Regions from separate parts of the Homo sapiens genome. Here region 2 is linked to region 1. The links are chromatin contacts, found by Hi-C or POLR2A ChIA-PET in ENCODE. All regions are on one chromosome and are shown on one strand. The core of a region is the stretch at or near the end of the contact, and the rest is flanking DNA. Distances in the headings are between cores, read along the strand shown.

Region 1 (3,509 bases), core at 408-2,907:
CCCAGTTCTGCTCTCTGAAACAACACAAGATATATAACCTTTGAAATAAAATCACTTATTAAGATATAGTTGTCAATTTCATCACACAAAATGCAATTAAAGCTCAGAAAAGAAGAAACCACAACCATACACAACAAAACTTTGAAATTCAGGAAATTATACTGAAATGACAAGCCAGCAAATTTCAGGATATCAAAGCTCACACCTCAGTTAACATACAAATATTAAGGGTAACCTGATGATTTTTTTACAGTGGAAAGTGGTACAGTGTTTATTAAATACCTTTTTTTGCAACCTGATACTACCAAATCCACCAACACCGTTTTTAAAATTACAGTTCTGTAGGAAGTTCAAGGTGGTTTTCCCAGTTGCTCGCATTTTCACTCAGTTTATTTCTCTCTAAAACATCTGGATGTTGGTTTTTTAAAGCCCATTTGCCCCACTGGTGCAATATATTGTTTTTAAAAATAAATATTTTCAAAAATGGAGCCTAAGAGAATGGAGTGTAAACGAATGGGGGTGGGGCGAGGAGAGAAGGCAAAGACGGGCCCAGCGGGGAAAGGCTGGTTACTGGGTATTTTCCTTCTGAGAGCATGCTTTATTGGCATAGGCATCTGAGGTAACGAGCCATACAAACACGACCTTAGAACAAGAATGATCACGAGCAATGAGTGTAAGGCATAAATATCTGTAAGACGGAAATAATTTGACACTGATCACTAAGCAGCACCAGATGCTTCGGGACCTCATAAAGGAAAGGTAAGAGGTCCAGGAAACAGAGATCATTGCTACCCTCTGGGGTGGGGGGCAGGCGGGAGAAACCAAGGAATAACTACGGTTGGGCAGTTCAAAGCCTGAACAGTACAGAGCAAAAGAAAGCCAGCAAGTGACTAGGGGAAGGCACACACCCTGGCGAGTACGAAGAAGGGTGTGCAGTGTGCAAATACTGAACAGGTCTATGAAATGGTGTGGGTAAGAGATGTGGGTGTGGGTAAGGGGCAACGCAGGAGGCTCACGGTCCCCTCCCTGCAGCAGAGCAACAGAGGGTAAAAGAAGGGGGAGGGTGAAAAGCAAGAATGACTCATTACCAAAAGGAAGTGCTCAAGCCATAGGGAGGCATGCCACAGGGGATTTCAGGGCGAGGATTGTGAGGAGCTAGGTGCTCAGGGTGATGGGGGCAAAAATCAACGTCTTGTAGTTCCTGCTGCTAGTCTTTAACATGGGGGTGTGGGGGGGTTCGCGGCAGCCGAGTGCCAAGGCCTGGGAAGCGGCGCGGCGCGTGCGCAGTGGCGTTCGGCGGGACCCGCTGAGGCAAAGCGGAGCCGCAGTGACAGAAGCAAGCGGAGCGGCCGCCAGGAAGGACTCACCGAGGCGCAGGGGCTGGAGGTGGTGCTGGGGGTAGGTGACCGCTGGACCGTGACCAAAGCCATCTAGGCGCTGCTGGGTTGTTCCGGGCAGGGCATTCTTGTCCTGAGTGTGGGGGACGGGAGGGTGACGGAGCCGGGATGGGGAAAGGGGTGCGGGGTGGGGGTGAAGGGAACGGGGAGGAGGAGGAGGCCGCGGGAACGGCCGCAGACTCCGCACCCACCACCAGACTGTCGCCGACTGACGCTCCGAACGGGCGGCGGGCGGGCGGTTCCGCAGCTGCGGGGCACAATGAGCGCTCCCAGTGCGCAGGCGCCACCTGTCAGCTACCGCCTCTCCCCTCGGCGCGCGCCGCCGCCTGGTCGTAACCCTTGAGTTGCCGGAAGCTGGCCGAGTGCGTGCGCCTCGGGCCGCCGCACCCTCCTGGGTTTCCTCCTTCGTGCTGGAATCGCGCGGTTTGCCAGCACTGGGTGCTGTGGAGTGGGGTGGGGGAAGGGGCCGAAGGGAGCCAGCCCGGTGAGGGGTCCCAGGGCGGGGGGCCGCTGGAGTCTTCACTCCTGAGAGACAACCATTTTATGAGGTGGGGCGGCGCACAGCTTAACCAACCTTAAAAAAAAGCAGCTGAGATGAAAATCCTGAAGCAAACACGTTTTCTATTGGGAAAGGGCTCCGCGGAGTTTCAAACCCTCTCACTGGGCGCAGACAGAACTGGGCTAGACCAGTTTACTCCCTTCACCCCGGCTCTCGGGGGCTTTTTCTTAACTTTTCCCCCCCTTCCGTCTATGTTTTATGATGAGACTTCTGGAAAGAAAACCATTTTCCGTTTGATACCCTGGAAAGGTTTGTGGTACCCTCATGCTTCCTCTATTGCCTGTCTAAAGACTTATTCATTATTCCTGAGGAGAAGAGAAGCTGAGCGCGCCTGGGAGTCCGAGGAAGCCGGTTGTGAGGGTCCAGCCTGCTATTGACCTCTCACTTGCCTCCTGCTGTGAAGACAGTCTTTTAATTAAACAGGATTTGCTCGTTAAGCTTTCTTCTCCTTCGTCTCTAAATGTCATTCTTTCATAGACCTATGTAAAAATGTAGATTAAAAGATATTTTAAGGGAATGGTTTTCTCAGGGGTAAATTGTCTGCAGAACATAAGCAAAGAATGTAATGGAAAATCAAGATTAAAAAGGAAAAAAATTGCACAATGCAAATATCACTGATTATTTACACAAAGAAAGAGAGTTGACAAGGCTATTTCTCAGCTTGAGTGGATGAGCTGGTAAATACCACCGTACATATCAAAGCTGTAGAAAACACACACACTTGGGAGTTTGCAGTTATTAAAACCCACCCCCTCCTGTTTGTCACTCAAACACTCTTGGATCTCATTGCTTCTTTTAAACTGACAGGGCTGTCATGAGCTCTTTCTGGCTGCTGTACGGTTAAACGCCACAAGAGTCCTCTGTGCTGAGCCTTTGTTCTCTCCCTGGGGCCCTGTGGTTGAAATAATTAGCAGGGAGGTTCCATCAAGAATCAGACACTGAGGGTCCCTGTACTGTACAGTCCTATGTAGAGTGTAGTGCAGAGAAGCCAGCTGGTAGGCTTTTGCCCCCTGGTGGTGATCAGGAGTGCCTGTGAGACAAAATTAAACAAAGATGTATGGTTCACAGATTAAACAATCTGACTGTGTTTTCCCCAGAGCTCCGTAGTAAACAGGAAAAGAGAAGGCAAGTTTCAGAAGTAAGAACTTTGAACCAATGCATGGGAGACCAAAGAGGAAACTAGATACATAGCCAAAAAATACACATAGCTAGAAGCTGAATGAACTCAAATAAATGAAATATATGTGCTTTATGAACCAAAGTATCATTCTAGAAAAAGTAATATTCAAATCTGTAGGTCTTAGTACTTGTATGTTGATTCTCTGACTCAGGGAGGGCAACAATGATGTTCTACTTTTTCATGGTAACATACTCTTCAGAAATTCTTTTGGAAGATGAAAGGCTTAAGTCCATTAACCTTGCAGTGAGAAAGAGCACTACCATAGGAATCAGAAGACCTGGTTTCTAGTTCCAGCTCTAAAACCTTATGCAAATGGCTTGAACTTTTTGAGCTTTAATTCCTTTATCTCTACAATGGAACCCTAACTGACAAG
Region 2 (3,509 bases), core at 317-2,816, 670 kb after region 1:
GATTTCACCAAGTTGGCCAGGCTGGTCTTGAACTCCTGACCTCAAATGATCCGCCCGCCTTGGCCTCCCAAAGTGTTGGGATTACAGGGGTGAGCCACCCTGCCCGGCCTATCTGTGGTATTTCTAGTGTGATGTCTAGAACTTCATATACTTTTTTGGATTACTTTAATTGTAAGGCTGTATCCAAACTGATGAAATGCTCTCAGAGGTAACTATCTGGAGAGGTGACTACACTGATGCATTAAAAGAAATGACTGGCATGGAATAAGGATTAAAATATATTAATCCAAAACATTTAAAATTGCATTAATAACAGCCTAAAGCAAAACTAATGAATCACATAAAAAATCTCCCACGCTGTTGTTCTTAGTAGTTTACATTGTGCTACATACTTTCGCATGCATATGCATACAACTTCTATTCTGTTTTTAAACTTTGCATTACATATACATTCTTCCATATTATATGATCTTCATAAAACTTGTCAGTTAAATGGCTGCATTAAAAAGCATGCGGTTCATGGACCATTATGCTGTTCCCTCATTCCTTTTGTTATTAATGGAATATAGCAAAGAACATCTTCCGTACTATTATTTATTTGTCAAGAATAGGGCCAGGCATGGTGGCTCAGGGAGCCGAGCCTGAGAGCACTTTGGGAGGCCGAGGCAGGCGGATCTCTTGAGGTCAGGAGTTCGTGACCAGCCTGGCAACGTGGGGAAACCTAAATGTCTCTACTAAACATGTCTCTACTAAAAATACAAAAATTAATGGGGCGTGGTGGTGCACACCTGTGGTCCCAGCTACTCCAGAGGCTCATGTGAGAGTATCACCAGAGCCCAGGAAGTTGAGGCTGCAGTGAGGCGTGGTCACACTACTGCACTCAAGCCTGGGCGACAGAGGGTGACCCTGTCAAAAAAAAAAAAAAAAATCCTAGCAGTAAAGTTACAAGGTCAAAGGATAAGGTACACATTTAAAAAGAAATTTTCTTTCTCCTCCTGAGATAACTAAATACAGCAGTGTATGAACAACCCTTCATACATTACTCTCCAAGGTTTATCTTGTTAATCCTTTCAGATGTTATCATCTCCCTATCCTTGGCTGCACCTGAAAAGAGCAGGAGCCGGCAGGTAACCCGATCGCCTCCCCCAGGTGAGTCTCCGATGGAGGTGTCAACTACAAGACCAGGAGCAGAGCAGTCCTGGGGCTTTGCTGGAACCATTGGCGTGGGAATGCTGTCTCTTCCCTCGCCCGAGAGACGCCAGATTCCCAGCGGGCAGCGGACTCGGTTCTAACCTTCCTCGCCCCAGCCTCTAGGAGCGCTCTGCACGCAGTGGGCGTCTAATAAATGCAGTCGGCCCTGCTTGGACAAAAGCTCTCCTTAAGTGGACCGGACACTATGCCCCTCCAGGTGCCAGAGTTGTCGCCCCCGCTGCCACTTTGCTCCCTGCGCGCGTTCCGCGTGAGACCCTCGGCGGCACCTCACCCACTCCCTGACGGCCGGTGCCAGCCCGGGGCACCCTGGGTACTCTGCGCGCGCCCGCTGGCCCCGCCCGGCCCCAACGGCCCCAACTCCCGTCTCCTCCCAGTCCCCCGGAGCCGACCAGTGGTGGCGGCAGCCCCAGGTCCCGGGTCCCTCAGACAAAAAGGCGGGTGGAGGAGGAGTAGCCGAGCCCAGAGTCCTGCTCCGGCGCCGCCGAGCACCGCCCGCCTCAGCCGACCAGCCCCGTCGGCTACTGGGCCTAGCCTAGAGGAGAGGAGGGAAAGGCCGCGGAGGCCGCGAGGAGACGGCTGGGGCGCCAGCGGCCGGCTGCCGCCTAGTTGTGCTGCCCGGACCAAGGAAGGAGAAGTGGGAGGAGCGGGGAGCTCAGCGGCTCAGGACGACGACGCTCGCCACATCCGGGACCCTCCGGCCGTGGCGGTCGCAGCGCCGGCAGCTCGGGCCTCAGCCCCTGCCTCTGTGGTGACTCCGCCGCGCTTCGACGTCGCCCCTGTCCCCGTCCCGCCCGCCGCCCCCGCCAACCCCGCCGCCGGGGACATGTCCAACCCCTGAAGCCGGAGGAACGGGCCAGTCAGACTGCGCCCGACAGGTGATGGGGAGCGGCGGCCGGGCTGGGCAGCCGCCGGGTGGGCGAGCTGGCGCGGGGTACCTGTTGACTTGGGAAGGGCCAGGATCGCGATCAATGGTGAGTTGGGGGTCGGAGGAGTAGGAAGGCCTAGTTCAGGGAGAGTAATTGGAAAGCCACTCGCTCTGGTTTGGACATTCTTTAAAAAGCCGAGGATGACTCGGGGAGGCGGGGTAGTCTTTTGTGGAGGGGAGGATACACCCGTTCGCATCGCAGCGGATTTCGGGCTGAAAAGTCTTGGTCAAGGAGCCCGACGCTGCCTCCCGGGGCTCGGGGAGCAGCAGCCCCTGGGCTACGGCCCAGGTGGGCTCGTGAAGGGGATTATTGAATCCGGTTGCAGACTGCGCGCAGTAAACACTCCTTAAAGATGGAGCGCTTAACGGGAGGGTGTACGTGTGTGTTCCCGGGTTGTTACCTTGCACACCCACTTATGCCCGCTTGCAAAACCTTTACTCCCCGCCTCTGGCCACCGTTGCCGGGGCCGCACACCTTAAACTCAGGTCTCTCTGAGGAGAGGAGACTGAGGTTGACTTTTCCCATGTGCCTGTCTGATCCGACGGCTCGGGCTCATTGTACACTGTGTTTTGGAAGTGTCTGATTGTAGGGTGGCATGTTTGGGGTTGTACCTTGTAGGCCGCAGAACTTGTGTCACTTCTAACTCCAGACCTGCTTTAAAAACACACTTTTGGAGGCGGGTAGGGGGTACTTTTCTAACTATGTGCTCATACAAACTTTAGAGCAAACTTTCTCTTACTCTCCCCACCCTCCCCCTTCCTTTTTCTAAATGGAAAATAATGTCCGGAGGGGTTGCTAGATAGAAGACTACACTTACAAAGTGTTTATGATTCCAGGCGCATGAAATCTTTAACATTACAGGTACATTTTTGCTTACAGTGCCATTTTTGGTATTCTTACATGGACATGTCACCCCCATTTTAGGAAAACTTGTATTTGGTTTGAAAAGGAATTGAAATCACGACGTTATCCTACCTTCACCATTTACCCCTGATAAATTGTCCACGTTTATATTCCGATGAGTGGTGAGAAAGATAATTTTCCGTAGAGGATTTGTGTGTGCGTGCACGTGTACGAATAAACTGTAATTATGTTTGTCCACACTAGACTTTGAGATTTATTTGAGCTAATTTTGTGGTTGAATGCCTGTGTGTCACATCCCAGTACAGCTAGATGAAAACTTGCAGTGAATTTGGTATTTGAGAATTTATCTCGAATGTCTGTTGGCTGCAATTTAAATAATATACGACCTTCATGACAGTTTTGCTTTCCCTAGGGAAAAATGCAGGGAATCATTAACTGAGTGGTTCTTAATGGAAAACCTGGATTGGAGGATACTTGTATTTCCCCCTACTCCCCCCCATTCAATGT

Evidence for each region. Hi-C counts contacts between places; a loop is a spot of excess contacts on that map. ChIA-PET counts read pairs that join two places held with the same protein, here RNA polymerase II (POLR2A). Pooled maps may share reads with other maps.
Region 2: a map of OCI-LY7 shows a loop between it and region 1 (7-fold over the local background). The contact joins the enhancer-like site here to the promoter of SSH2 in region 1. A Hi-C loop is called at or near these places in 1 of 168 maps with a recorded cell type or tissue (OCI-LY7) and 6 of 50 pooled maps. POLR2A ChIA-PET finds 5 or more read pairs at or near these places in 2 of 52 experiments (HCT116 and PC-9).

The regions. Positions count from the first base shown.
Region 1 is chr17:29,928,571-29,932,079 of GRCh38, forward strand. SSH2 (slingshot protein phosphatase 2) reads right to left here and starts at 1,658. Exons shown (of 16, transcript NM_001282129.2): 1 at 1,368-1,658. The coding sequence starts at 1,430. It also overlaps a transcript of EFCAB5 not described here. RefSeq lists silencers at 858-907, 1,418-1,697, 1,848-1,937, 2,671-2,840.
Region 2 is chr17:30,598,830-30,602,338 of GRCh38, forward strand. It overlaps the pseudogene SMURF2P1-LRRC37BP1 and the pseudogene SMURF2P1. Among named protein-coding and RNA genes, the nearest start is that of GOSR1, 120 kb to the left of the region's middle. RefSeq lists a silencer at 1,453-1,932. Within about 2 kb of position 1,567, at least 40 of the 41 ENCODE cell types and tissues checked have a DNase peak (open chromatin) inside an H3K27ac peak, as active enhancers do; they include HCT116, OCI-LY7 and PC-9, where a contact is called at or near this core.